4 separate regions of the Mus musculus genome follow, and regions 1, 2 and 3 are each linked to region 4. The links are chromatin loops, found by intact Hi-C in ENCODE. Cell type or tissue: left cerebral cortex. All regions are shown on one strand. Each heading gives the region's core, and the rest is flanking DNA. Links, peaks and the distances in the headings are about the cores only.

Region 1 (7,285 bases), core at 1-4,000, 78 kb after region 4:
CTTCAATATCAAAGTGTTTGTCATTGTGCTGTATGTGTGTTATTATCTGATGCTCTGTGTATATCATGTATATATAAAGCAACAGAGAGGTTTGCTATGTGGTGCAGGAAGGTTGGGAATACGCACTGCCTTTCTTTTAGTTTTAGTTATTTGCTTATTTTTTTTCCATTTTTATTAGGTATTTAGCTCATTTACATTTCCAATGCTATACCAAAAGTCTCCCATACCCACCCACCCCCAATCCCCTACCCACCCACTCCCCCTTTTTGGCCCTGGCGTTCCCCTGTACTGGGGCATATAAAGTTTGCGTGTCCAATGGGCCTCTCTTTCCAGTGATGGCCGACTAGGCCATCTGTTGATACATATGCAGCTGGAGTCAAGAGCTCTGGGGTACTGGTTAGTTCATAATGTTTTTCCGCCTATAGAGTTGCAGATCCCTTTAGCTCCTTGGCTACTTTCTCTAGCTCCTCCATTGGGAGCCCTGTGATCCATCCATTAGCTGACTGTGAGCATCCACTTCTGTGTTTGCTAGGCCCCGGCATAGTCTCACAAGAGACAGCTACATCTGGGTCCTTTCGATAAAAATCTTGCTAGGGTATGCAATGGTGTCAGCGTTTGGATGCTGATTATGGGGTGGATCCCTGGATATGGAAGTCTCTACATGGACCATCCTTTCATCTCAGCTCCAAACTATGTCTCTGTAACTCCTTCCAAGGGTGTTTTGTTCCCATTTCTAAGGAGGGGCATAGTGTCCACACTTCAGTCTTCATTTTTCTTGAGTTTCATGTGTTTAGGAAATTGTATCTTATATCTTGGGTATCCTAGGTTTTAGGCTAATATCCACTTATCAGTGAGTACATATTGTGTGAGTTCCTTTGTGAATGTGTTACCTCACTCAGGATGATGCCCTCCAGGTCCATCCATTTGGTTAGGAATTTCATAAATTCATTCTTTTAATAGCTGAGTAGTACTCCATTGTGTAGATGTACCACATTTTCTGTATCCATTCCTCAGTTGAGGGGCATCTGGGTTCTTTCCAGGTTCTGGCTATTATAAATAAGGTTGCTATGAACATAGTGGAGCATGTGTCCTTCTTACCAGTTGGGGCATCTTCTGGATATATGCCCAGGAGTGGTATTGCTGGATCCTCCGGTAGTACTATGTCCAATTTTCTGAGGAACCGCCAGACTGATTTCCAGAGTGGTTGTACAAGCCTGCAATCCCACCAACAATGGAGGAGTGTTCCTCTTTCTCCACATCCACGCCAGCATCTGCTGTCACCTGAATTTTTGATCTTAGCCATTCTGCCTGGTGTGAGGTGGAATCTCAGGGTTGTTTTGATTTGCATTTCCCTGATGATTAAGGATGTTGAATATTTTTTTAATGCGTGTGTTCTCATGTAGACAGATCCACACGTGCATCCACACATGTACCATTGTGGCTCTGAGGACAATCATGACTGCTGATCTTTAGGCACCACCCATCTTGATTTTTGAGATGAGTCCTCTCCTCAGCCTGGAACTTGCACATTTATACAGGCTAAATGGTCAGGGAACTTCAGGGTTTCACCTAACTCTACCTCAACTCAAAGGTTATAAGAAATCTCATGTATGGAGTAAAAAGAGCCCAAGTGGTGAACTGTGGAATGAGAATTCTATCGGTGCTGCAGAATTGTATAATTCCCAAGGATTAGATGAAATGAGGGCAGGGCACAAGAGCCCTGTCCTCACTGAGGAACACTTGGAAATCAATATGTGCTGAAAGAGAAGAGTCATTTTCTTCTTCCGCATATTCCGTGTGTGTGTGTGTGTGTGTGTGTGTGTGTGTGTGTGTGTTGCACTACCTTTACTCATTCATCCAAATACAGAATTATGAGGTTATAACATCCTCTCTGATGGGGTAAATGCTCATAGAACATGAGAGAGCACACATACCTTGGCAAACTCAAAAGTCATTTAATTTTCTTTGGTTTTCCACTTGGGAAATTAGCAGCGGTGTCTCTTGGCAGGTCTACTCCTGACTGCCTGAGGTCTCTCCACTATGATTTCTATAAGGGCTTCACCAATTCCTATTACCACCAACAGGGCAGAAGGCTTCTTTTCACCTCATCCTTATCAGACACTATTCTCTTTGACTGTTAGTACCTTCCTATCCGGAGTGGTGTGGGCAGCTTTCTAGGATGTGGGAGGCATGTTCTACACTGCTTCTCACTGAGAGATCCCAGAGCCGAGACAATGAAGATGGAGGCAGAACTCCTGCTCCAGATATCTCATTCTTATTCACTTCATTTTCAATTCTTCTTTTAAAAGATTCGTTTTACTTTTAGCTGTGTGTACATGCTAGTTACTAGTACATACATTTAGTTATGTGTAAATGACTAAACATAACTTGTGTTTCGCTGTGTGGGCACATGCACTTTGGATTGCAGGAGTCTGCAGAGGCCAGAAAGGGTCAGAATCCCCTGGAGTTGGACTTCCAGGCAGTTGTAAGCTGTCAGTGCTGAGCTATAGCCCAACTCCAGTCTTCTGCAAGAGCAGCACACACTCTCTTTGCCACCTTCATGTCGTTCACTCAAAGAATAGAAAGTCATACCCAGTGTAGTGGCTCCTTCACAGGAGCAGGAGGATAAGGAAGCAGTGGGGGGGGGGGGGAGGGACACACATAAAACAGCCACTTGCACAGGCATTTTTGTGTCCTCTACATAAGTTTCCTGTCATCTGCAAATCAGCTGGCATCTCCTGAACACCTGTGCCTGTTGCCCACAGGCCAGGCCTTCATCAGTGGCTCATTTCATCCAATCCTTGGGAATAATACAACTCTGAAGCACAACTAGCACTCTCAATCATCATCATCATCATCATCATCATCATCATCATCATCATCATCACAATAGTAATAAGTCAGCCACATAGTTACACAGGCTTATAGACTGTACATCTTAGAGGACTGAAACAAGGATATATCTTGAGAATAGAATGGAGACCAGCCCAGGCACCAGAGTAAGGCTTTGTCTCAGAACAGATAAATGAAAGTAAGTAGGCAGGAGAGAGTGAGGACTACAGAAGCGAAATAGCTTCTGAGACAGGCCCCGTTTCAGGCTCCAGACATCCTGGCACCTTCTCCACCAGCATAACAAAGGATCTTATTCCTTCTTTTTCAACAAAACCATTTTTCACTAAGTAAACCATAAAATTAAGAAGTTTCCAGAATTTTTAACATGTAAAATATGTGGTTGTGTAACCAACACATATCATCTGTATATAGTAATATTTATAGGGTAAAATGGGGCATTTATTTTGTTTTACTTTACTTTGATATAGTCCCAGCTGGCCTTGAAGCTGGTATTGATCTCAGGATGACATTGAACATCTGATCCTTTTATGTTCACTTCTCAAGGTCTGGGATACATGTTTGCTAACAGATGTGTATGTGGTGCTGGGCATCACACCCAGAGCTGAGCAAGCAGTCTGCCAACTGAGCTATCGCTGATCCAGAGGGATGGTACTTTAACTGACTCAGAGAATTGGAGTAGCTGTCCACAGTCTTTCCAGTCTGCTGAGGAACTTTAGACATTACTCCCAATGCCTAACTGGGCCTTGCTCCTCCAACCACACTGTCCCCATTCCTTTCTCAGTCATTATTTTATTCTCTACATATCTGACACCAATTATCAAGCATCCATACAAAAATAAGATGTGAATGCCTCTTATAACAGTAATGAAAATAAGTGACATACACCACTTTCTGTGCCTCACTGATTTCATGCAACATGGTTATCTTTCCATATTAGTATTATTGTTACAAATAATACTATTTGCTCCTTTCTGACAGGTAAATAATATCCAACTGCACCCATACATGTGCGCACATATTCTCACCCACACCTCATGCTTTCTTCATCCATTCATCCGTGGATAGATAACAAAGCTGATCCAAAGCTTGGCTCATGTGAGTCCTGCTGCAAAAACCATGCAGGATCTAATATCTCTTTGACAAGCTGATTTCTTTTCCTTAGGGGCCCATGCACAGTACGTGTGGGTGACATGAGTGGAACTATACTTCAGTCCATAAATAAGTAGAGTAAAAGTTGAAGAAAATGTAAATGTCCGGTATCTCCATGGACTATTTTTTTTCCTTATCTGGATCATTACACTTAAGAGTTCTGTGTTATTGAATGGTGTTGAATTTTACTTTTCTTTTCCTCTGTCTCCACTTGTCAAAGGGAGAAGAACACAGAACCCACTTCAAACAGCTGCAGATAAGGTTAAGTCAAGGCAGGTAATGAGGCTTGTCAAATGCCTAAGAAATCCCCAATGGCTGTGACACACTAATGGTCACCTTAGACTTGAGTGTTAATGCTATCATTGAATGTTAATGATAGCTGTCTCAAGCTGTGTACACTTAAGCTCTAACCTTGTATACACGAGGAGACAAAACTTTGAAAAGACTGTCAACAATTTCATTTAAGTTTATTTCTTTGAAGTTCCTTTATTAGAAATAAAATGTAATTACCCAAGCCAAAACTTACTTTTCATTTGATAGAAGAAAACACAAAATTATCCTTTTGCTTGTGCACAGAGTGTCAGCAAAGTATAGCAACTCCTAGTACAGAACATCACAGTCAGCCTTTGTATGTAGATCTTGAATCAATCACAAATCACACACACACACACACACACACAAAAACACACACACACACACACACAAACACACACACACACACACACACACAAATCCAAACAAATGAAAAAAAAAAAGACAGAGAGAATATAGCAAAGAGAAAAGTTCTCTTGAGCATATAAAACAGCATTTCTTCATAGTCTCCAAGTAACAGTTATGTTACAGTTTAGTGAAGAACTGACTGGGCCACTCTCCCTACTCTGAACCCAAATGAAGACATACAAAAGATGTCTCTCTAGACCTTTAACCTACAGACACATCCAACGTTCTGCTGTGAGGCAGGAAACCCCAGAACTGCTCAGAACGGGAGCAGATCATGACCAACCCTGGGGGAATCTATGGACTCTGTGTTTTCCTGAGACAACAGGACAGCCCCACCCTCTGGCTGGTGACCTGAAATGCCAGCCTGCAGAGCACTTCCTGCCTCCCTGTGAAGCAGCCCGACCATTGCGATGCTGCTCCTGAGAATGTTCACCTCCTGCTGCTGCCTCTGGGTTTGTAAGTGGACATTTCTGGGTGCAGGAGGCAGTGAACTCATCCTCATTTCCATTTCTTCAAATACTGTTTTCTTTGCTCATGAGAACTTTTCCCTTTGCTTGCAGTTGGGCTTGGGCAGCTGGAGCAAACTGAATTATCGGTCACCAGAGCAACAGATGAGAGTGCGCAAATATCCTGTATAGTTTCTCTTCCATGTTTCTCCAACACAGCTATACATTGGTACCGGCAAAAACCAAATCAACAGTTTGAGTATCTAATATATGTCGAGACAAACTACAATCAACAACCCTTAGGAGGGAAGAACAAGAAAATTGAAGCAAGTAAAGATTTTCAAACTTCTACCTCAACCTTGAAAATAAATTACTTGAAGAAAGAAGATGAAGCCACCTACTACTGTGCAGTCTGGATAAACACAACATTAGAGCCTCTAGACTAACCTGCATAAGAACCATCCCTATCTGTGCCCACCCACATCCTCTTGGCAAACACAGCTACTTGATTCTCAGCCAGGGGCTACTAAAGCCTTCATTGCTCACAGCACTTTTTGGGCTTCCAGGGAACATACTGGGTTCTATTTCCCCAGTGAGGTCTTAGGTCCTATGGATTACCAACTAAAGACAGAATAGCCTTCACACTAACTCAGTGAGGGTATCTAAGAGCTATTCAAATAAAGGCCGGGGAGCTCAAAATGTGATATGGTCTTTTGTTAATTCTATGCACAGAGCTTTGCAGTAACTGAATGGCTTGGAATTAAGTCAGGACAGGGTTAAAGATGAGGAGAGACAGGAAGCCCACAGGGATATTTACTGCTACAGTTTCCCAGTACCTTTATACACACTGGGGATTTTCAGAGATTACGAGATCTCCCGATAGTTAAAATTTGTAGTTTATAATGAAGAAAACTAGTGACCATTGCATCGCTAACTAAATAATCAGCTCAATGGGAGAATATTAGAGACCAATGTACAGGTTTTGGGAGGCAGGTCAGTGTAACAAAGCTTGGTCCACACCCTGGACTCATGGCTTTTACTTTAGTGATCTCCATGGACAGTCATGAACTCAGAGCAAGAGCATCAGGGAGGGGATGCAGTGGGTCACAGAACAAATTAAAACAAAAGAAAAAACAAAAAATAAAAGGGTAGGCTGTAGTTGTTGACTGCTGAGGAAGAGGGAGATTTCAGATGAGGTGGGTAAGAAAGATGGGGGCTAGTTAGTGTGACTACAATATGTTATATGAGTGCATGAAATAATAAATTAACAAAAAAGGAAGAAATCTCCCTGCACCTCACAAAACAACAATATAAGAAACAATCTTTGACAATAGTGATTATTCTGAGTTTAGAGTGGGATGATTGAGCACATCCAAGAAATAATGTGTCAAAATGCTAAAAGTTATGAAGAAAAAGTTCCTGTCCCATGTCCTTGGAATCTACTTTCTGTGGACTGAAGTTCCCAAAGGAGAGCTGTCTGTTAGAACATCCATGATGGTGAAGAACTGCAGTGTTGTGGTCTTGATGCCAAATCATCCTGAACGATCTTTAATCAGTTAATCATTTTTAATTGTCCTAGTTTGTGTTTAATGGGCATTTTTATGACTAATTGATAAATCCTTCTGGAATATGTCAACAGGCCACTAGCTGGCACTGACCCAAAGGCTAAGCATGATGTGAGATATTACCTGATGCCTTTGGTAGAGGTTCCCCCATTTTGCTATAATCTATCTACCAGATATATTTACCAAAGTATTTGAAAAGTACCATGATTCATGACTTCCTTTTGATTGATTACTACAAAAACATCATTAAGCTGTTTCCAGGTTGGAATATAGCATTTGTTATAAACTCAGTCCATGATTCTGGAAAATGAACACTTATTGTTCCCTCTAAAATTCTTCTCTCCTTTTACCTATTAAAGTTAGAGTTATATTTTGGAATAATACATATAATTAATCTAATCATGCAATTAGTGTAGAAAAATTCTGATTTCAGAAAGTATCCTTAGGTAGATGTTGTGCTGATCACCTTTGGGAGGCTGTAGCAGGAAGAGCATGACATTGAGGGTAGCCTGGGCAACACTACTTCAGAGGAGGAGGAGAGAGAGGGAGAGG
Region 2 (7,606 bases), core at 3,607-7,606, 270 kb after region 4:
TTAAACTCTGATCTGATCTTACAAAAATGCTTAGTTTTAGGGCCTCTTTCCAGACCAGATAAAGTCTTGTCTTTGTCAAAGTGTCGCCTGTACTGAAAAACTACTTCAAGTTTTAAAGCATACACCTTTGTCACCATGAGTCTGTTATACTTTCCATGCTTGAAGTCCCATTACTACTTCCAGGAGTCACCTACACACTCGGAAGAGAGTGGTACTATGCCATCCTTGCTTGGATAGTAAACTGTCTCCACCTCCAGGCTTATACTTTGAAAAAACACTCCTTTCCAGAAAGTGCCATTCCTTGGAGTTTCCTACCACCTCAGGCTCCTACAGTCTTTCCAACTCATCTTCTTCATAGTTCCCTGAGCCTGGAGGGGAGGGGTGTGATACCAAGGACCCCCTTAGGCCTGAGTGCTCCACAGTCTCTCACTCTCTGCTTGTTGTTCATTGAGAGGCTCTGAGTACATTACTATACTCTTCAAAAACAAGCTCCTTTGTTGAGGGCTCAGCCCCACAGTATAACAATGTCATTGGGAATTTAAAAAAAAAAGATTTATTTATTTATTTATGTATTTACTATGTACACAGTATTCTGCCTGCATATATGTATGAAGGCCAGAAGAGAGCACCAGACATCATTGTCCATGGTAGCCCCTGTGGTTGCTGGAAATTGAATTCAGGACCTCTGGAAGAGCAGTCCTTGCTCTCAACCTCTGAGGCATCTCTCCAGCCTGTGGGGATGGTTTTATTGTTATCTTCTTTTAGGCACCATGGACTGATGTGCATATGAACTACAGAGGCTGTGCCAGCATCCACAAGACCTCTCTACAAGTTCAAACCAGGAAAGTCCCAGAATGAAGAGGGAGAAGTGAGCACAAATCTTTCTTCTTTGTGAGACAAGCTGATCTTTTGCAAAAAGCTCTTTTGTTCTTGGTTTCTGCTTTAGTGTTAGTTAAGGAATGGCAGTATTCCTGATACACTACTGAGAAACAGTGAGGGAGGAAATTAAGGAATTGCTACATAAATTAACCTAGAAATACAACCCTGCCGCAGAAGGCTGTGTGGCCAAATGATCTTCACTGAAATTAATTTTTTAGACCTGCAGGCTCCTTCCCACTGCTAACTCTGAGAAAGCAGTGATTGGATTTGGTTATGCTATAACTTAGAAAAAATGTAATTTTTTTTTGTGGTTAGCTTGCATATATACACTTTCTCTAAGTCAGCAAAACAGACAGTTCATCTGATGTTCCCTTTCCTATACTTGCCTGGCCGTAAGAACCACCAGAGGCACCAGATGAAGCACAGAGTTCTGCTCTGGCTCCCATACACTCACGGAGAGGGCTTCTGAACACCTCCCATCTTTTAAAGATGCCCCGAAGGAGCGTCATAGTCAAGGGAGTTTGTAAACACTAGAGTCATTCAGCTTATAAACACTGTAACATGCATTTGCAATCTCTCCCTAGAATAAACAAATTGGTTCTGGCATGTATGCTCATCTGGCGTCTTGAGTTTCTGATTCAAAATTCCAAGTTTCTCTCTAGCCCAGCTTCTGTTCTATATAACTACTCATTGAGTTTGCATCCTTAATTAAATTAGAATGGCTGTTGCTTCTAAGTTATTGTGCATTCCTATTTTAAAAGAAGAATATGAGCCATATGCAAAGGAATAACCTAATTTTTACATAAAGGGAAGGACTGCTCTTTTTTAAGGTGTTGTTATGAATCTTATGGAAGTACACCATATGACTATTGCAGAGAGGAGCATGAGAACCTGTTTTGTAGATGTGTGTATAGCTGAGGGAAAGCTAAGCACTTTTTACAGTATACATAATATACATTTTATCCAGGATCCAAATTAAGATAATTTCTAAGGACAGCAAATTCTGACACCATGTGGAGATGAAAATCTTGCAAATTCATGTTGTAGTTCAAAAACAGAATCTCCAAGAAATAAATAATCTTTTTTTAAAAAAAGAAATCTTACAAATGTTTTTCTTTTTTAAAAAATTTTAAAAATTTTTATTAGATATTTTCTTTATTTACATTTCAAATGTTATCCCCTTTCCTAGTTTTCCCCTCTGAAAACAAATGTTTATCTTAATGTCTTGAAAACTAACCCTGCAGGCATTAGATTGAGATTGTACATAGAGAATGTAGGACACAGCATCCTCTCTGTTGAAAGTAATAAGTAAAATTCAGCGGCGGTACATGCCTTTAATTCTAGCCCTTGGTTAGGCTAACACAGAAGAGCAAGCTCAAGTCTAACCTAGGCTACGTGGACAGATCCATTCTTAACAAGCACTAGAAGGAACATACAAAATTGTCCACAATACTGTGACAGGATTTCCGAATGAAACAGTGACATCCTTGTATGGAAACAGTGTGCACTGGAAGGTGAGGAAAGTCACAGTTCCGTACATCCAGGTCCTAAGAACACTTTACAATGACGTCATCCTCACCTTTCTCCTTTGATGTGTTTGCTTAATAGTGTCTTCTCCCCACATACATTGTTTCAAGCAACTACCACACATAACACCTCTAAATAATGAGAACATCATTCTATGAAATGAGAAAGTTAAGTTTCAGCAACACACAAATCTATTTTAGGGGTATTAATACTATATAAACGGTTTAAACAGCAAAAACATGCCATATATCCTATCTTGCCAATGTGAATTTTTCGTTTTTTTTAAATGTAATTTTATTTATTTACATTTCAAATGTTATTCCCTTTCTTGGTTTCCCCTCTGCAAACACCCTATCCTAACCCCCCTTACCCTGCTTCTATGAGGGTGCTCCCCTACCCAACTGCCCACTCTCTACACACAGCCCTAGCATTCTTCTACACTGGGGTACCAAGCCTTTACAGGACCAAGGGCCTCTCTTCTCATTGATGCCGATAAGGTCCCTTCAGCTCCTTCACTCCTTCCCCTAACTACTCCATTGGGGTCCCTGTGCTCAGTTCTGTGGTGGCTGTGAGTCTCCACAACTGTATTGGTTAGGCTGTGGCAGAGCCTCTCAGGAGACAGCTATATCAGGCCCCTGTCAGCAAGCATCTGAAAGAGTCCAGATATAGAAAGCTCCTCCATGGCCGGAAGGAAGCACTTACTGCTCAAACATAAAAGTGTCATTGGGAAAGACCAGTGGCTTCACAAAGTGGATACTCCCAGATTTGGTTTCCCCTTTCACAAAGTCATATGTCTTCTAGCAGGGCTTTGTCCCGGGGAAGCAGAGGACAAAAGTGCACCACTACTTTTCTGAAAAGAGCAAGCAGCATCCAGAATGAGCAGGTGGGAGGGTGGAACAGAAGCAGCTAGAGGCTCTGGTGGGAAAGGAGACCAATTCCGGGGGCCCAGGTGGGTAAAGGGACTTCTGCAGTGAGTCAGAGGTTGGAAGAGGAGCAACAAAACGTTTCTCTGCAATAAAGGCAGAGCCAAAAGGAAGATGATCCTCTGAGAAATGGAAGGTTGGGAGGTCATGGAGAGGGTAGAGGGCTTCACAGTCTGTGATTTTAGAACCAACACACATTTTTGAGGCCTACATTAACCAGGCTGCCCTTTCAGCTCAATGAGAGAGGGAAAAGGCCCGCAAAAGGGTTTCAATCACACCCAACTGCGTCTTCATCAGTGACCCAGATCAATAACAGCAGAATGGAGAGCAGGGCTACTGACTCAACAGTTTTTCTAATTCCCATCCCATTTTCCTTAGCATTTAAGGAGAATTTGGTTCAAAGTAACTATTAATTAGATCTTGGAAAGTGCTGACTACATAGAAGAATGGGTAAAGCCAACATGTAAACTTCCCTCAAACATCACCCAACAGATAAGGATCGCAAGCTACCACCAGCAGGGCTGTTTTCAAGGTGTTTGTACCGCAGGAGTTTCCATTGCACATTTATTTCAATACTTTTTAATAAAATGCTATGTGATGGAATAATCTGATACTAAGTGTAATGTTTAAAGATGGTCAGAGACAGGATGACTTAGGCTGGAGGTTTTGAAACACTATGGAAAAGTGAAACTCTTGGGCTGTTCTCATTAACGACTGTGGATAACCACGGCTTTGCCAAATCGGCAAAGTATGCAAATGGAAGCGTCATAGAAACAGTTTTTGGAAAATGGAAAGAGTAGATTTATGATTTCTTCTTCTCCCAGCACAGATTGTTAGCATTTAATTTGATTTTCCTTTGTACCCCTAAGCATTACTACCTACAGCTCCCACAGGAACCAGAGCACACTAGGTTTGTTGCTTTGTAGTTAAATATCCATTATCTTTGAAGACTTCCTTAATCCTGTCAGATTAGAAGCTGCCTCTACATGCTGTGCTCTTGATTGCTTCATATCACTCCAGCTTTCCTACTTCTTCATAGGGGACCGATTCTCCGACCTTTGGGAGGAGAATAAAAGGCTCTTTTTAAAAAATTATTGGTTATTTTATTTATTTACATTTCAAATGTTATCCCCCTTCCCAGTTTCTCCTCTGAAAATCCCCTATTCCAACTCCTCTCCCTACTTCTATGAGGGTGCTCCCCTACCAATCCACCCACTCCTGCATCATCGACATAGCATTCCTAAGCTGGGGCATCAAACCTTCACAGGTCAAGAGCCTTCCCTCCCATTGATGTCAGATAAGGTCATTCTTTGCTATATATGCAGCTGGAGCCATGGGTCCCTCCATTTTTTGGTTGGTGGTTTAGTCCCTGGGAGCTCTGGTCAGGGGAGGGGAGTCTGATTAGTTGATATTGTTGTTCTTCCTATGGGGTTGCAGACCCCCTCAGCTCCTTCAGTCCTTCCCGTAGCTCCTCCATTGGGGTCCCCGTGCTCAGTTCAATGGTTGGCTACGAGCATCCTCATCTGTATCAGTAAGGCTCTGTCAGAGGCTCTCAGTAGACATCCATATCAGGCTCCTGTCAGCCCGCACTTCCTGGCATCTGTAATAGTGACTGGGTTTGGTGGCTGCATATGGGATGGATCCCCAGGTAAGGCAGTCTCTGGATGGCCTTTCCTTCAGTCTCTGCTCCACTCTTTGTCCCTGTATTTCCTTTAGACAGGAGCAATTCTGGGTTAAAATTTTGAGAAGGGTGGTTGGCCCCATCCCTTAACTGGGGGCTGTGTCATACCTCTGGATATGATCTCCACAGGTGCTCGCTCCCCTTTGTTGGGTATTTCAGCTAGTTTCATCCTTGTTGGGTTCTGGAAGTCTCTTTCTTTCCTGGCGTCTGGGACTTTCTGTTCGCTATCCCCAGTTCCCCATCCCCCATTGTTACACACCTCTGTTCATTTACCCAACACTATGTACATTTCCCCTGTCTCCTCCCACACCTGATCCTGCCCCATTTTCTTCCTCTTTTCCTTCTCTCTTCCTCCCAAGTCCCTCCCACCCTCTACCTCCCATAATTATTTTGTTCCCTCTTCTAAGTAGGGCTGATTGTGTTATCTCACACAGGATGATATTTTCTAGTTCCATCCATTTGCCTGCGAGGCTCATCGCCCATCTAAGCAACTTTTCATTTTGGCCTATGCTAGTGAAGTTCAACCAATACCACCATGAACTACCCTGTCCTTTACTTTGATAGTTTAGAATATTGCTGTATTCTAAGTGTGATGTTTTTAAAAGTCCTAGTTTTTAATCTTTCCAATCCCTCAACATAGTTAAGGTGAATTGAGCTGTCTGATAGAATGAGATAATCTACAAATTACTGTTTCCAAATGCTGCTGCTCAACCAAGAGCTGAAGACATTTAGGAAGAGAAGCTTTCTGATCAGTCAAATGTAAATGTTTCATGATTTAGAAAGGATATCAGCTTGCTTTGATTTATCCCACAACCTTCCAGCTGCATGACCACCTCAAGCAACGAAGGAAGAGAAGTTCTAGGCAACTGAATTTTTTAAACAAAGGAACACTAAAAAAGAAAAAAAAAAAAGGCAAGTTGAATATTCCTCCCTGTACCTTAAATCATGCCAAAATAGAGGATAGAAGTACAAAATTGGCTTTGATGAATCCAAACCAAAAATGGGGGTGGAGACAGAGACTGATCGACAAGCTAGTGATAAACTTTTAGAATCTTTGCCTACATACATTAGTTATAAATGTATTGAATTCTTTCAGCACTCTTCTAACTCCAAAAAAATAGCCTTGCTCAGGTATTTTAACCTGTGGTCCTAAAGCATCCTTACTTATATGCCCTTCTCCAGACCTCAAACTCAATGGTATCTGTCATTCTAAGTAGACCTCTAAGCAATAGTCTGCAGAATATGTATTTATCTGGTTCTCTTCTCTGTTAGATATTTTTCTACAGCTGGTGAGAAGTTCACTCTGTGAGACAGAGCTACTGAGTAGAGTGAGCACTAGAGGATACATGAGGGTTTTTTTTTCTTCCCTTCCCTGAAGGAAAATGGTTTCCTCAAACTAATTACAAAAGATAGGAGAGGCTTCATGATGGCCTGTGGTTCTGTTCTGCTTCACTGCATTCTGTAATAAACACTCTGGTCGCAAGACTGAATTCTGATGAAATGACACCATGCTGCATGTCACTCCGCAGCCACAGCAAAGAGGTCTCCATTTTCATCCGCAGCAGCCTGGAGCTCGGGATCCCACCATACTCTGTGAGAATCGAAGTACGACAGCACATTCTGACCCTCGGATTGCCTCCAAACCACAAAGAACAGCCACGGTGTCAACAGCCTTCCTTCCTTCCCTCTGACCAAGCATTCTGAAGTGATGCCCTGGAAGTGTAACATGCTGGCTGCGGGGGTGAGTGGCTTGGGAAGATGATGTTCTTTTCTTTCTAATAAAGCACAGGAAACCCTGGAGTGGTGAAACTCTTTTCACTTTCCCTAACAGGTGAGAAGGCTAAAGTGCTAGGCAATGAACTTTGCTCATTAAAAGGACAAAGGAAACAAAAAAGCGTTTGAAAGTCTCTAAGATTCATCTGCAAATGTAATCTTTATCATTTTTCTTCACAATGTGCTCTACACTGTTGTAAAAAGAATCACTTAGCAACACCCATAGTGATAAATGGGTCCTTCGAGTCAGTTGTCTTAACTTATATGAAACTTAATACTACGGTAACAGAAAGTGTTCCTCGAGGGCCAGTGCTCCAGAATGGATTGGCAGAATGTGTGTCAATTCCACTTCCGGAAGTTGTTGGATGTTCCTAGTTGGTGAAGGCCATGTTTTGCCTGTGTTCAGAAGTTGGGTGTGATTATTTATAATTGGATAACACTGATGTTCACAAGCCCGATGTTCTAGCTCCAACACAGGGCATAGGTAGGGTTGGGGCTTTTGAGAAATAATAACAAGATTTGGAGATAGGTGGCAGAGACTGAGTTGGCACACATAGTTCATTTCAACTATGATTGACTTTTCAAATTTATCTCTCTGAACAGTTGAGTACTATCTTTATTTCTGTGATACTATATGTCTAGGGCAAATTTAACTATTAGTCATGGCCATTTTCATTCTGTCTGTTTCGTGGTACTCAGTGCTAAATGGTACTAAGTAAAGATACTTAGCACTTTATTCATTCTTGTCATCTCAAATCTCTGCTTAAGGCTATAGAATGGGAATAAACTTTGAAAGTAATCTTTTTTTTTTTCTAAATTGGAA
Region 3 (8,047 bases), core at 1,467-5,466, 520 kb after region 4:
GGATATCCATTACCTCTCCTCTGTGGTGCTTGCCATCTACGGCTAGAAATCTTACATAAAGAAGACACATGAAAGAAACAGAAGGGATACAAATAGGGAGGAAGCCATGTAAATAGCAAGACCCTGTGACCTTAAACAACCTTGTGTACTCTACCAGAAAATTAAGAGCTGACAAATTTCATCGAAGACATAGTGTGCAAAGTCAACATAAAAATCAGCAGTGTTGCTCTACACTGATGACAAACCTGCCAAGAAACCAGGGGAAACATTGTTGGTATCACCTTTCTTTACTTCGTATGAAGGCTTGTCTCTGTGTTTTGTACTGTTAATTCTGTACTGACAGAGAGTGTAGTGCTGGTAGGATTTTGATATTGTTATTTCTATGGCCCATGGCCGGGTCTTCTTTTTTTTTTTTTTTTTTTTTTTTTTTTGACCGCACTAAAGAAATATGTGTTTATTACACTATGCTTTTAACATTGTTTTTCTGTGTGACAAATCTACTTATAAAAGTATACTATAAACAGTATATTGGCATAGCATCTGAAGCCATGTATACTTCATGTTTACTGCATCAGTTGAGTATAGCTAAAGGCCACATTTATTTGGCTGACACTTTCTTTTCTTTTTTTTTTTTAATTAGGTATTTTCCTCGTTTACATTTTCAATGCTATCCCAAAGGTCCCCCATACCCACCCCCCCCCCAATCCCCTACCCACCCACTGCCCCTTTTTGGCCCTGGTGTTCCCCTGTACTGGGGAATATAAAGTTTGCAAGTCCAATGGGCCTCTCTTTGCAGTGATGACCGACTAGGCCATCTTTTGATACATATGCAGCTAAAGACAAGAGCTCCCGGGTACTGGTTAGTTCATATTGTTGTTCCACCTATAGGGTTGCAGTTCCCTTTAGCTCCTTGGGTAATTTCTCTAGCTCCTCCATAAGGGGCCGTGTGACCCATCCAATAGCTGACTGTGATCATCCACTTCTGTGTTTGCTAGGCCCCGGCATAGTCTCACAAGAGAGAGCTATATCTGGGTCCTTTCAGCAAAATCTTGCTAGTGTATGCAATGATGTCAGCATTTGGAAGCTGATTATGGGATGGATCCCTGCATATGGCAATCACTAGATGGTCCATCCTTTCGTCACAGCTCCAAATTTTGTCTCTGTAACTCCTTCTATGGGTATTTTGTTCCCATTTCTAAGAAAGGGTAGAGTGTCCACACTTTGGTCTTCGTTCTTCTTGAATTTCATGCGTTTGGCAAGTTGTATCTTATATCTTGGGTATCCTAAGTTACTGGGCTAATATCTACTTATCAGTGAGTACATATTGTGCGAGTTCCTTTGTGATTGGGTTACTTCACTCAGGATGATACCCTCCAGGTCCATCCATTTGCCTAGGAATTTCATAAATTCATTTTTTTAATAGCTGAGTAGTATTCCATTGTGTAAATGTACCACATTTTCTGTATCCATTCCTCTGTTGAGGGGCATCTGGGTTCTTTCCAGCTTCTGGCTATTATAAATAAGGCTGCTATGAACATAGTGGAGCATGTGTTCTTCTTACCGGTTGGGACATCTTCTGGATATATGCCCAGGAGAGGTATTGCAGGATCCTCCGGTAGTACTATTTCCAATTTTCTGAGGAACCGCCAGACTGATTTCCAGAGTGGTTGTACAAGCTTGCAATCCCACCAACAATGGAGGAGTGTTCCCCTTTCTCCACATCCTCGCCAGCATCTGCTGTCACCTGAGTTTTTGATCTTAGCCATTCTGACTGGAGTGAAGTGGAATCTCAGTGTTGTTTTGATTTGCATTTCCCTGATGATTAAGGATGTTGAACATTTTTTCAGGTGCTTCTCTGCCATTCGGTATTCCTCAGGTGAGAATTCTTTGTTCAGCTCTGAGCCCCATTTTTTAATGGGGTTATTTGATTTTCTGGAGTCCACCTTCTTGAGTTCTTTATATATATTGGATATTAGTCCCCTATCCGATTTGGGATAGGTAAAGATCCTTTCCCAATATGTTGGTGGCCTTTTTATCTTATTGACGGTGTCTTTTGCTTTGCAGAAGCTTTGCAATTTTATGAGGTCCCATTTATCGATTCTTGATCTTACAGCACAAGCCATTGCTGTTCTATTCAGGAATTTTCCCCCTGTACCCATATCTTCAAGGCTTTTCCCTACTTTCTCCTCTATAAGTTTCAGTGTCTCTGGTTTTATGTGGAGTTCCTTAATCCACTTAGATTTGACCTTAGTACAAGGAGATAGAAATGGATCAATTCGCATTCTTCTACATGATAACAGCCAGTTGTGCCAGCACCATTTGTTGAAAATGCTGTCTTTTTTTCCACTGGATGGTTTTAGCTCCCTTGTCAAAGATCAAGTGACCATAGGTGTGTGGATTCATCTCTGGGTCTTCAATTCTGTTCCATTGGTCTACTTGTCTGTCACTATACCAGTACCATGCAGTTTTGATCACAATTGCTCTGTAGTACGCCTGCCTAAGCCAATTCAGAGATGTATTAGAGGCCGTCTTGCTGCTCATTGGTTGTAATAAAGAGCTAATGGCAAAGTAGCTTGGGCAGGAAGTACTTGTGAGACTTCAGGGCAGAGGAGAGTGGTGCATGGCAGGCAAGCAGACATGAGAGATTTGCAACAAACACAGAAGGGAAGAGAGAGCCAAGTGGAGCAGAGAGGTAAAAAGCTAGCCACGTAGCAAAAAAATTAAGATATGTTTAGACGAACTAGCTGAGAGTCAGCCCCAGTGAAAGGCCTAAAACTTTATATAAAAGTCTCTGTGTCATATTGAACCAAGGTGGGATCCATGAACGTCCCACAATATTTGGCACACCAAAGTATGGCATAAATCCAAGTTTAGGCACTTGATTCAGGCATTAGGCCAAAAATTCCAGACAAGGGAGACAAAGGAGAGGCCCCAGATAGAGGAGCAATTGTTGGATGGTTTCCTAGAGACCTCACACTGACTGTGAAGCAACTTTACCCACAGCTGCCAGCAAGCTAGCTGCAGTAGGGTTCTGTCTCCCGGCATGTCGCAGTATGCTGCCTGCAGAAGAGCTGGCTGCTGCTTTCCAGAGCCAAAGGTGGCCAGCGGGGACCTGAAATCAGATCTAGATAGCATAAGCAAGGAGCACCTTTCTGAAACTCAGAGCGACTCCAGCAAATGCTAGCAGACCTCTGAACTGGTAATGTGTGCACAAATGTGCAGTTAGCAAAGGAGAGCATTTAGAGATACTTAGATATGGAAATAAATACTAAGTTTAAAAGAAGCAAAAGAAAAAGTAGGTAGAATCGTTTTGATTCTGAAGAAAGGAAAGAAATGGACTATAAACAGTCCAAGAAAATATTTAATAACAAGGTGAAGTCTCTGAAGAAAGGAGAGAGCTACAGAGATTAAACAAGAAAATATGTTTGTGTTAAAAATATGGAAAACACTAAGGCACTTTGGACCTCATATAATTTTGTTTTGACTCTCAGCCTGGAAATGATTATAACTTGTTCAATAATAGTTATAGTTTTCTATATCCTCTCTAAGGTGGAAATAAAGCAGACTCTGACGAGGAAAAGACTAAGAGATGGAATGCTAGATTAAAGGTAATAGAACAAAAATTATAGAATCCAGTTTTCTCATAGGTCAGAAAAATCCAATCTACAGCCTACACCACCACCTTGTGGCATGATTGCAGATAGCAGTCTAGGCCCATTAGAAAGCCTACAATGATTTTTCTAGTTACAGTAAGAAAATAGCTCCAGATGAGATAAAGCCACAAGGCTATGAAGGATTTAGGTAGAAGCCTATAATAGTGCTATATCTAAAAGATTTAAAGAAGCAACAATGGCCTATGGCATGCATTCTCCATATGTGAAGCAGATACTTAATAATTGGGCCACGCAAGCCATATAATTCCAAAAGATCAGACAGATTTAATGTCAGCAATCTAAAAGCTAGCCCTCAACTACAATGACTAACATGGTGGAAAGATGAGGCTTCAGCTACTGAGAAATGTAATTGGACTAGAGGCATTAATATTGTCAAGGATCAGGTGCTAGGTGAAGGTCAATATGCTGAATTAAGAGTGCAGAGTATGTTTAATGATATCACTTGGAGCAATGTCATATAGTAGCTTTAAGTGCTTGGGACACAGTTGAACAATAGGGAAAACAATATGCATCATTTACAAAGATATTCCAAGGTTCAGACGAACCTTTTACTGACTTTTTACAAAGATTAAATTCATCTGTAAGTAGAGCAATACAATATCCAAATACTACAGAAACTTTACTGGAATTTTTAGCTTTTGAGAATTCTAGCTCTGAGTGTAAAAAAAAGCTGAAAATTATACCCTAAAGGGCCAGATTTTTACCTATTTATGAATGGGTTAAAAGTACTGTAAATGTTGGATCCAATACTTACAATTCAGTTATGATTGGACAGGTAGAGGGTATGAGAGCTCAGGGTGTCCAGTGCTTTGGCTATGGGAGACCAGATTGTTTGCTAAAGGACTGTAGACAAACACTTCTTCTTTTTTTTAATATTTATTTATTTATTATATGTAAGTACACTGTAGCTGTCTTCAGACACTCCAGAAGAAGGCATCAGATTTCCTTACTGATGGTTGTGAGCCACCATGTGGTTGCTGGGATTTGAACTAAAGACCTTTGGAAGAGCAGTCGGCACTTTTAACTGCTGAGCCATCTCACCTTAAACTAAACACTAAACACTAAACACTTCTTAAAGATACAATTTTCTATAGTGCAAATTCAGGGAGAAAGCTTCCTGGGATATGTAAAAGATATGGAAGGAGTAGACCTCCTTCTAGAGGTTTACAAGGCAACTCTTTATTGTTGGAAATCTTCCTAAGGGATTTTGTTCAGGCCCTGACAAAAAAATAACATAAGCCACTAGTTAATTCCATGTTGACCAAGGAGAGACTGTGCTAGAAAGCAACTAGAAAAAATAATGCCTGACAAGACAAGCAGCATTTAACAGAGATAGAGCAGTTCTGACAGACAGAACAAGAAATTCCAAAGATTCCAGAAAGCTGGTATGTTGAGAAATTACTATAAATTATCAGAGACCAAAGTTGAATTTACAATTAGATGAAATTGAGATGGAAGGTCTAGTGAATACTAAAACAGATATAATAATAATTCCACAAGTTTCTTGGAATCCAACTCTCAAAAGGTATCTACACAGCTCCTATTGATTGAGACAGTGACTCAGGAAAAACAACTGTCTAACATGGATTAAATGTACAAGACCAGAAGGTCAGATAGGAAGGTCGAGGCCATATGTGGTAGACATGGCCATGAATGCTTAGAGGAGCATCTATTGCAGCAGTGGGAAACACAGATTAGCATTCCTCCAACTTCAGGGATAAGCCATCCAATAGGAGATGATCTTAATGACGGTTTTGAATAATATTATCAAAACCAGTTACAGACCATCCAGACTGTCCACCGCAGAAGGTGGCTCTCCGAATTTATATGGAAGGCCACTGCTGACAGAGTACCAACTACTTTACCATTAAAATGGTTATCTAACAAGCTTGTGTGGGTATATTCCTTAAATGTTACAGGCTCTAGAATATCTGGTTGAAGAGAAGCTGGAGGCTCAACATATAGAAGAGTCTAGCAGTCTTTGGAGTTCTCTTATATTTGTCATTGAAAAGAAATCTGGAAGATTGAGAATGCTGATAGATCTCAGAGCAACCAATAAAGCAATTTGGCCTGTGGGTTTCTTACCACCTAGAGCCCCTTAATTCTTTTTTACCTATGGCCTATTATAGTAATTGATTTAAACATTGCCTTTCCTCAATATCCATTATGAAATAAGGCAAAGATTTGTTTTCACTGTGCCATATTTAATCATGAAAAATAAACTAAGAGATACCAATGTAGGGTCTTCAGGAATGTTAAAGAGTCCCTTCTGTTGTTAATATTTTGTACAACAGCTCTTAGAAACAATTTTTAAACAGTTTTCTTAATCTATAAATTATCACTATATGGGTGATATCTTACTGGCCCATTCAGATGCAGATACCTTAAAAAATTGTTTGACAACGTTCAGAAAACTTTGCCCTGCTGGTTATTACAAATTGTTCTTGAAAAAATACCAAGAGATTTTATTAATTATCTGGGATATGAACTAGATTTACAGAAAAGTCATTGATGAATTAAATCATCCTTTAGACTTTAAGGACGTGTTTGTCTCAGAATGGAAGTCAGGATGTGTTGAGGAGAAGAACGTTTTATTTTGACAGGAATCAAAAAGATAGAAATTCCTTCAGAGTTAATTAAGATTAGATTTGACCATGGAAGAAATCCTGAAAATCTTGGCTGATGATGTGGAAGAAGAGACCAAGAAGAACAATAGAACAGTGACACAAATGCTGTTCCCCTTACATGGGGACAGCTCAGAGGCCAGCTGAGATGTGAATGCTTCAGGATCAGTCAACAAATCTGTTCTGGTTTCCCGCTCCTCATAGACTATCATTGTATGGCCTCCTGTCACATGGCATGGATAGAGATGTACATTCCAGCTTGGTTATTCAGACCTCGTAGACTTATAGAGCCTGACAGATGCCTTTCACCCTCTCAGACACAGAGCAGAGAATCATCACTAGCTGATTTGTGCACACCGCACATTCCATACATGTGTTAATATAAAAACATCCTTACAATATTCATTTTAAAACTTTGTGTGTTCACCGAAGACCCAGACCAGACATCAATGAAGACAAAACAAGTAGCCCGGGTGGTCCAGCTTTACAGATTGCCTCAATTGCTGTTTCCTCGAAAATTGCATCCAGGACACCTTCAAAGTGGCTAGCCCCAGGTGGTACCACCTCATAGACTGCTTCAGCCAGGACTTCACCTAAGCCCTGCATTTTCCGAGTCCAAGATGATCTCACAGAGCCTAGATATTCCAGGACTTGGTCAGTGTCCCAATTTTTTTAGGATCCCTGAAAGTTACTTTTCCATCCAAGACAGTAAGAATCAGTTTAAGAGCCATGATGTACCCATTCTTGAGTGGTGGAGTGGGTGTGTTTGGTTGTATAATGGGCTGTGGATAGTTGTTATTTAGGGGGAGTTGGTTACAAGTTGTTATTAGTCTTGGTCAGGGACAAACAAAGTAAAGGAGATGAGCTTCAGGGATTTCTTTGTCTCCTTGTCTGTCTCCCCTCTATCCTTTGTCTCCTATCTAGATGGATGAAAGAATAAGAAGTGGGGATAAGAAGGTTGATTATTGTATTCCCTTGATAGGAAAAACAAGGGTGGGCTATTGTAATTACTTTCAGACTAGAAAGCAGTAAGTCTCAAATATTTTACATTCGCGTTGATTTTTACATATTGATAGAAATTTAAGGTTATATTAACTATATAATATACTGTATGTATGACTCAACTTGTACTGACACAGAGTGCAGTGCTGGCAGGATTTTGGTCTTGTGTCTATGGCCCATCACCAGGTTTTCTGTTTGGTAAGTAATTGTCCTTCCTCACGTTCCTAAGGCAGTCTAGAGATGTAGCAGAGATGATTTCATTTCTGAATAGTTGCAATAAGGAACTGACAGGCAAGAGCTTTGGGCAGGAAGTAGGGGGCAGAGAGAGTGGCACGGGTGAGGCAAGAAGACAGAAGAGATTGGAAGCAGATCCAGAAGGGAATGGAGACCAACGGAGATCAGAGAGGTAGAGAGCTAGCCACATGGTGGAAAAGCTAAGATAATTCTAGATAAGCTATCTGAGTGTCTGCCCCAGTGAAAGGCCTAAAATATCAAACTATAAAAGTCGCCTTGTCTTATTGATCTGCTGGTGGGATGCACAAAAGCTCTGCAATACCTTATTGCATTATTACTAAAAGAAAATTAGAAAGGAAACCCAACCAAACAGGAGAAACAATATCAGTACAATGTACTCTTTAAGATACCAAACAGAGATACTGGAAAAAAGGCAGTAGTCACTAATTATATCCTATAGTTATCACGGGGTTTTCTGTTTTGTAAATAATTGTATTATAATTTTACTATATA
Region 4 (8,047 bases), core at 2,575-6,574:
CAACTCCACACTTTATCTCTGTAACTCCTTCTGTGGGTGTTTTGTTTACCCCTTCTAAGATGGATAAAGGTATTCACACTGTGGTCTTCCTTTCTCTTGAGTTTCATGTGGTTTGTGAATTGTATCTTGGGTATTCCAAGCTTCTGGGCTTCTGGGCTAATATCCACTTATCAGTGAGTTCAACATCCTTAGTCATCAGGGAAATGCAAATCAAAACAACCCTGAGATACCACCTCACACCAGTCAGAGTGGCTAAGATAAAAAACTCAGGTGACAGCAAATGCTGGTGAGGATGTGGAGAAAGAGGTACACTCCTCCATTGCTGGTGGGATTACAAGCTGGTACAACCACTCTGGAAATCAATTTGATGGTTCCTCAGAAAGTTGGACATAGTACTACCTGAGGACCCAGAAATACCACCCCTAGGCATAAACTCAGAAGATGTTTCAACTTTGTAACAAGGACACATGCTCCACTATGTTCATAGCAGCCTTATTTATAATAGCCAGAAGCTGGAAAGAACCCAGATGCCCCTCAACAGAGGAATGGATACAGAAAATGTGGTACATTTACACAATGGAGTACTACTCAGCTATTAAAAACAATGAATTTATGAAATTCATAGGCAAATGGATGGATCTGGAGTATATCATCGTGAGTGAAGTAACCCTATCACAAAAGAACACACATGATATTTTGTGGAATCTTAAGTTGCGTGTGGTTGACTTAAACTCAGTGTCAAAGCCAGGCAGGCCTTGGAATTAACATCCTCCTACCTCAGCCTCCCAAATAGCTGGACCCTCAGGTGTGCCCCCTTCCCCCCCGCCTTATCATTAAGTCTTGACACTTAGACCACCCGTAAACCTCAGCCACAGAGAGTGGACGCAGCTCACAGACTGAGACCAGGGAGAAAGGAATTGTTCTTTTTTCTTTGTAGAAAACACGACTTTCTCCTTTCTCAGGGAAAGTCTGTATCCAGTAGCTATCAAGGACCACTTAGGTGACCCTGACCACTGCACACTCATCTTGGGGATTTGTCTCCTTTCTCTTTTCTAAGATGTTTGAAGCAACCTGGAACGGTAACAGTTAAGAGCACTGGATTTGGGCAATGACCAGAGATTTTCATAGCTCAGTCGTATGAACATGAGAGAAATGATAAAGACTTGCTTTTAGAAGACAAGATCTTACTCGTCATAGGCAACCTCCATGTCCAGTTACAGGATGCTGTGAGTCTCAGCTGAGACTCTTAAAACTGGATCATTAAAGTGTTTAAAATGGTAAACAAGGTTGAATTCCCAAGACGGTGCCAACACATGACCCATTCTGAATATCCCAAGCGAGTTCCACATTTTTCGTGAGAGATCTTCTTGTTCAGTTTCTAGGCAGGCTTGAACCAAACACTAGTAAGAGTCAGCGTGCCTCAGCTTCTCCAGTTGTGTCTGTGTATATTCGTGGGTGGGTCTGAGTATGTCCACAGGCATTCGGGTTACCACCGCAAAGCTCAAGAGTCTGATCTTTCCTTGGGCCAGTTTGAGCATTGCCGTTCTATTGGTCTAAACCAAGTCTGCAGGGATTGTCTACCTTAAGCAGAGACCAGGCTAGGTAGCTAGACCACCATTTATCCAGACATTCCATTTTCTTAACAATCCTACTCACTGTCTAATCAAGAGGATAAAAGCAATATACATTATTGTTGAATCAAAATTAAAATTAAAACTATTCCCCTTTTCATCTCAACACACCTTTTTCCTCAGTGTATGGACCATCAATTCAAACCAGAGTCACAAAATACTAAATTTAGAAGAAAACCAACTCATCAGCCACTTCTCTCACTTTTGAAGTTCGCAAAGTAGAGATTGCAAAGGGGACTGTCTCAACTGAGCCCATGGCATGCACCAAGGGAGGATTGGGACCTGCCTTGCTTCTCAGCCTTTTCCAGTCCTTACTGAGGTCTGCTGTAGAACTTGCCATTTTCTGGAACCTCAAAATAACAACGCAGTGTGTTGCTATACTGATCATGGCCAGAAGAGGGCGATAGAAAACAGTGGAAAAATAAAGGAAACTATCTTTTAAGGAGGAAGCATTCAGTTGAAGACTTAGTAAAATCACCATCCCGTTTCCTTGTTTGAAATGTGACATTCTAGCAAAGATAATAAATTCTGAGTCATAACCTGCCAAGTAGTTTGCTCAGAGCACAGGCTCAGTGAACCAAGTGGCTCCTTCAAATTCTTTTTTGTTTTTAATGTTTTAAATTTGGTGTGTGTGCGTGTGTGTGTACCCGTGTGCACGCGCGCGTGTGATATGCATGTGATGACTTTGTGAGTTTGTATGCCTGTGCATGTTTGTGTGTGAGAGCATGGACACATGCTTGCCACAATGTGCGGCAAGTCAATGACAACCTTGAGTGTTGATCCTTCCACCTTGTTTGAGAAGTCCCTTTGTTGCTCCCCTTCGCGTACACCAGGCAAACCGGCCTCCAAGCGTTTGAAGACTCCGTCTCTGCCTCCGCTCTTGCTGTGTCAGAGCTGAAGTTTTGGGTACAACACATGCTGCACCCGGCTTCACTGGGGTGCTGAGGATCAAACTCATGTGTGGCGAGCGATTTACCACCGAGTCATCTCTCCCGGCCCCCTTTCAAGTTCTTAGTGTACTCTCTGAGAGCTATAGGACATAAATGACTTCCTTCATTTTTCTAAGCTGGAATTTCATCAGAAAAAATTGAAACAAGTGGTACATACCCTACTCTTCGTAGGAAAAGGATAAATATGTCCTACGAGGTGTTTGTTATCATTTAATACATCAAGAATTAACTTTTTAAAAAGCTCCATTAACGATTGAAGTGCTGGGGAAAATGTCTTCCATGTTTTTCTGTCCCCATAGTTTGCTAAATGACAGGAAAACACCCTGCATCCTTTAGTGACATCTGAGTGTGATTCTTTTAGCTTCTGAACTTTTCTTCACATTATTCCCTTTCACTGTCTACTCTGGGATAGATGTTTTGTCTACACAAAGTTCCTGACGTGGCAGTGGCTTCTGCTGGGGACTTTCCGGGCTTGTTTAGTCCACGCCTCCTCGTGTCTAAAGTGACCTTAAGCAGGTAAGGCTTCCTAAATTCCAATTCTCCTGCCCGTCAAATGCAGTTTTTATCTCCCTTGAAGAATTATTATTAAGATTAAAAGGTTATAAAATTTTAAATTGCCCTTAAAACTAACCTATCTATTTCCCCACTAATGTGTTGTTGCAGTTCTCTGCACATCACAGTGGGACACACGAGGAAAAAGTTATTATTGCCTGTGACAGTGACCTTCCCAAAGACACACTTGGCTTGACTGGTCATCCCGCCCTTTTCAACGCTAAGCTGTTCAAAGTTGTAGGTTCCCAGCCAGGTGCTCTAAAGGTGCCCTCCCAGGAGTTTCATCTTGAGAAGTCCCTCTGCCCACTGTACTGTGTGCATGGATCATACTTCGGTTGTGCTTTCTAGATGAGCCCCTCAGGCTGGCTGTGTAGTGTGACAGACAGTCGTGTACCTGAGGCAGGGTTTGATCAGAACTGATGGCTTTTTTTGCTGGATCCAACATGACCTTCGAAGGACAAAATGACAGGGTTCCTGTCCCTGCGACGGGGCCAGTGGATGTCAGCCTCCAAGAGTGTTGATGGCTGCCCTGGGCCTAAGGTTTGATTGTATAATAATGTACACATTTCACACTATGTCCATATTACACATTTCATAGGAATGACCTCTCTGTTAATGTTAATGACTACATGATAATCTGCAAAAAGGTGTGGTTAATGTCTCAGCAAATAATGGTATATACTGGGACCTTCAGGACAGCCCTTAAGGCTGTGGAAAAGAACTCTAAAAACATGAATTCAAAAATATATAATTTATCAATTATGCAAAGAATAAGGATGCAATATGAACTATATGAGGGGCTTCATGAATCTAAAGGAGCAAAGGCAGCCACAGTAATGAGCCTGCTTCTCAGAAAGATACAAAGCCAGGCAGATTCCTGCGTTCAGGGTCAGCCTAGGACACAGCACAGTTAGGCTCAGGTGTGGTAGAAATGGTAATTTCAGGACAAGGTCCCACGCAGCTAGCTCACCATCTGTGCTTACCAGGCAAGCAAACCTCTGAATTCTTTTGCAATGTTTAAAGAGAATATGTGCTTACTGTCTCCGAGGAATTAAGGGGCTGGGATCACGAGATGCTGATTCATGGGATACTGAAGTAAATAACGGGACTGATACGTAAAGTAAAAAGACTGGGCTTATGGCCTGCAGGAGACGAGCTATCCAGAGAATATTTTAGGATAGCAAGAGAGACCTGATTAGAGAACTGTCTCAAGCAGAACACAGAGAGAAAGTCTGGAGGTCTCCAGAGAAATCAGATCAGAGGGAAAGAAAGCAGAACAAAGAGAAAGAGAGCTGGAAAGCTATCTCCAGCAGAACATAGGCTGCCAGATTGGACACAAGTCCTTCCCTCCCCCCTCCCCACCGCTGTTCCCAGACAGCCCTTCCTCAGAACTGCCCCCACCCCCCCCCCCGGGCCAGGCTGACGCCGGTCCTTGGAAGCTTCCTGACATCTTCATGCACATATGTGTCCAGGATACACTCAGTTTCCCTGGACATGGCGCCTAGCCCAGACTCCCAACATTGGTGAGAGATACTTCTGCAGCCTGAGAACCTGCAGGTTGTAAGAGCTGCACAGGCACATGGACATGGACAAGCATCGTCTGTTTACCTCCTCGGAGCCCTGTCTCCTCTGCTATTAACTCCTGATTCAGCCTTCTAGGTCAGTAATGGTTTTAGAGTCACTGTTGCTGTCCATGACCTATCCCAGGCTGGCAGGATAAAAAGTCTATTAATGCTAGTTTCTTTTAATCTTCTATAGTGATAACACACAATTTAGCTCCACTGACACCCTTATAATCTCCTAATATAATCCTAAAGTATATTTTGATGGCACCCCCCTCCCCCCTGTACAAACATACTAAATGTCTGTGATGTTTCAGACTCCGTGGTGAGTGCTCTTAATCCTGATGTATTGTGGTCCCAGGAGATAGCTACAAACATTAATGGCCTCACTGTGCCTAAAACATAATACAGGGAGATCAGACACCTACTTACAAGTCAGGAAACCATGGGGAATGCAGTAATTATAATAAATCATGGTAAATAGACTAATTTCTGTACCATTGCTAGGGAGCATCTCATAGGGGTTGAAATAGAAATAGGAAATTGATGCGTTTGCTATAACCTGCACTTGTTGCAATTCTATAATGACAGGGATTCGGGTCTGTTGATATATGGCCTGCACAATTACCGGGAAAGGCAGAAGACATCTATTTTGAAGCCATATCTATTTCCTTAAGCCAGACTTGAACCAAAAGGAGGTCAGGGTCACCATTTAACGGTCTGCTGGTGGTCCGGTCTGAATCCCTGTAAAATAATCACAAGCAAAATGTATACTCAGCAAGCCAATTAGATGCACAGAAAACCTCGGTGCCTACAGGCAGCATCAGTCAACAGAAAGGGCCCAATTCTGCACAGCACCACTAAAAAATACCCATTGCACAGCCAATGCTTCAAACGCTGAAAGAACAGAATTACAATTGCCACATCCTGCCACACTCTCCTGACTTCTAAACAACCAGCAACCACTTCCTCAACCGTCTAGACATTCGGTCAGTAAAGTGGCTCCATAACCAGCAAGATGCAAGGAGGGTTTTCAGCCCATCAGTTCTAAAGGACAGACTGTTACACTACAGAAATAAGCATTTATTTCTCATTAGCAAAACCGTGTTAATGGTAATGGCTTTTATTTCGTTTAATAAAGATGTGCTTAGCCGGGCGTGGTGGTGCACACCTTTAATCCCAGCACTTGGGAGGCAGAGGCAGGCGGATTTCTGAGTCCAAGGCCAGTCTGGTCTACAGAGTGAGTTTCAGGACAGCCAGGGCTATACAGAGAAACCCTGTCTTGAAAAAACCAAAAATAAAATAAAATAAAATAAAATAAAATAAAATAAAAGATGTGCTTAAGCCTAGTTATACAAACTGAAAATTCACAGACCAAAATGACAATTTCTGTTGCACCAATTTAGAAGAAGTCTTGAATCTGAAGATTCTGAAGAAGGAAGAGTTGACAAGAAGGAAAGTAGAAGCCAATGCAGTTGGCATCTATGCCTTTGGCATGATCTCAGTGGTCTGAGGGCTTCTTTGATCTCAGGTAACTAGATGCTCTAGTTTTGTCTTGTACACTGGTGTCCCAGTCTCAGAGTGGCTCATTTCTAACTGTTAGAAGTTTTAGTGAGAAATATTTTTTTGAATATTTCAGTGTAAATGCTAGAAGCAAGCATGACTACAGGATTGTTATTACTTCCAGGTGCTCCACCCCACCCTGTTGATAGCTAAAAATAAGTATTGAAAGAAATTTAATGTAAATTATATTTTATATATTTTACTAAAATAGCTATATTTAGTATTTGTATTTTTAATTTCCCCTTTTTCTTTCTTCTTTCCAAACACTCCCTTATGCCTCCTCCTTTCTCTCTCAAATGTATGACCTCTTTTCTAATTGACCATTGTGTATACACATATATTCCTAAATGTAATCTACTAAATCTATATAATGCTACCTATATGTCCATTTTCAGGAATGGCTATTTGGTGCTGGATAACCATTAGTGAGTTCTTCCCCAACTCTCAGATTCCTTAGTTGCCTAAAACAGTTGTGTAGGATTGAGGCCTCTTGCTGCTGTCCTTCTTCAGCTCCTCGAGATAAGACTTTATGGGAGTGGCTTCTGAAATTTCTAAGAGACACAATCTTTCCATTCTTCTGGCTCTGACAATCTTCCCACTCCCTCTTCTACACTGATCCCTGAGCCATAGATATGTACTATTTTCTATATGTATTCACTGGGATAGACTCGATTATCCTGCAGTTTGACTGGTTATGGCTTTCCATATTGTTCTCTGTTGCAAAGAGACATTTCCTTGATGAGAGGTGGAGACTGCATTTATCTGTGGGTATAAAGACAAGTAATTATAATATGTTTAGGGATTATGCTGGTTTAGTGAAATGGTAATTGTGCTTCTCCTCCAAGATACAGGACTTCACTACCTCTGTGTAGCTGGCTGCATTTCTAGTACCTGGCATGATTTCTCTCTTGTTGAGTGGGTCTTAAGTCCAATTAAAGTTGTTGGCACCACCAGGGCATGAACACCACCACTTTATCATGAGGTATTTTGCCATACTGGTCATTGCTCTGCCATTTTGGACGAACATTTTTGTCCTTCATATATTCTTGTTGTAAATCCTCTGTCTGACATGTAGGTGGCAAAAAATTATTCTCATTGTGCAGGTTACCTCTTCACTCAATTAACATTGAATAGTCCCTACTGGTGTCTTTATCTTGAAATGTATTCTCTACTTTTTGCTCTGAAGTTCAAAGCTTTAATCTTATAGTGGGTCCTTGATCCATTTGAAGTTGATTTTCAAAGTGAGAGATAATAATCAAGTTTCATTATTCTAGATGCCATCTGCCATCATCCTTTCTTGGAACTATTTGCTAAGTTAGGGTTAGGGTTAGGGTTTGTATATGTGGATATCTGAGGTTTTTATATAAACATAACTATAACAATAATGCCAATAATAATAAATGACAAAAATAAATACTTCTGGTTGTAAATGTGTTACACTTATCATGTGTTGATTTAATCATGATTTTAAAAAATCCCATTAGCAGACATGTTCCTTCTGGTTTGCACCTATGCCTGGGAGTGGAGCCTATGTTTCAATATTCCCCATACCCACACACATCCAGAGAAATCTCCACAACCCTGCCCCACCAGAATTCTGACAAACTTAGGATCTCAAGAGTAGACCCTGTGCTCTGGCTCTCCACACACTCTGCCCACATCCAGAGGCAGGTTGACACCCCCCAGGATTTCTGACATAACACAGGCTCTGAGATCACAGGCTCACAGAAAGGACAGGCTCCAGTCAGAGACAGCAAGGCCAATTAACACCAGAGATAAGGAGATGGTG

What was found. Peaks named below come from ENCODE experiments on the same cell type or tissue, not always from the same donor. Only the 100,000 strongest peaks of a DNase experiment are listed, where the experiment ranks them.
Region 1: a loop joins it to region 4, with 2.8 times the contacts of the local background. A loop is called at or near these places in 6 of 42 quality-filtered maps.
Region 2: it touches region 4 in a loop (5-fold over the local background); 9 of 42 quality-filtered maps call a loop at or near these places.
Region 3: it touches region 4 in a loop (6-fold over the local background); 21 of 42 quality-filtered maps call a loop at or near these places.

What each region holds. Positions count from the first base shown.
Region 1 is chr13:19,237,713-19,244,997 of GRCm38, forward strand. It overlaps Tcrg and Trgv3. Among named protein-coding and RNA genes, the nearest start is that of Gm31887, 48 kb to the left of the region's middle. In left cerebral cortex, for the core only: no CTCF peak of the experiment used is centred there; a DNase peak (open chromatin) is centred at 2,223.
Region 2 is chr13:19,426,965-19,434,570 of GRCm38, forward strand. No RefSeq gene overlaps it. Among named protein-coding and RNA genes, the nearest start is that of Gm40827, 35 kb to the left of the region's middle. In left cerebral cortex, for the core only: no CTCF peak of the experiment used is centred there; no DNase peak of the experiment used is centred there.
Region 3 is chr13:19,680,477-19,688,523 of GRCm38, forward strand. All of the region lies in intron 8 of Nme8 (NME/NM23 family member 8), which reads right to left. Among named protein-coding and RNA genes, the nearest start is that of Nme8, 13 kb to the right of the region's middle. In left cerebral cortex, for the core only: a CTCF peak has its summit at 3,690 (motif pointing left); DNase peaks (open chromatin) are centred at 2,969 and 3,690.
Region 4 is chr13:19,156,687-19,164,733 of GRCm38, forward strand. All of the region lies in intron 3 of Gm31887 (a long non-coding RNA gene), which reads right to left. Among named protein-coding and RNA genes, the nearest start is that of Gm31887, 33 kb to the right of the region's middle. In left cerebral cortex, for the core only: no CTCF peak of the experiment used is centred there; a DNase peak (open chromatin) is centred at 4,095.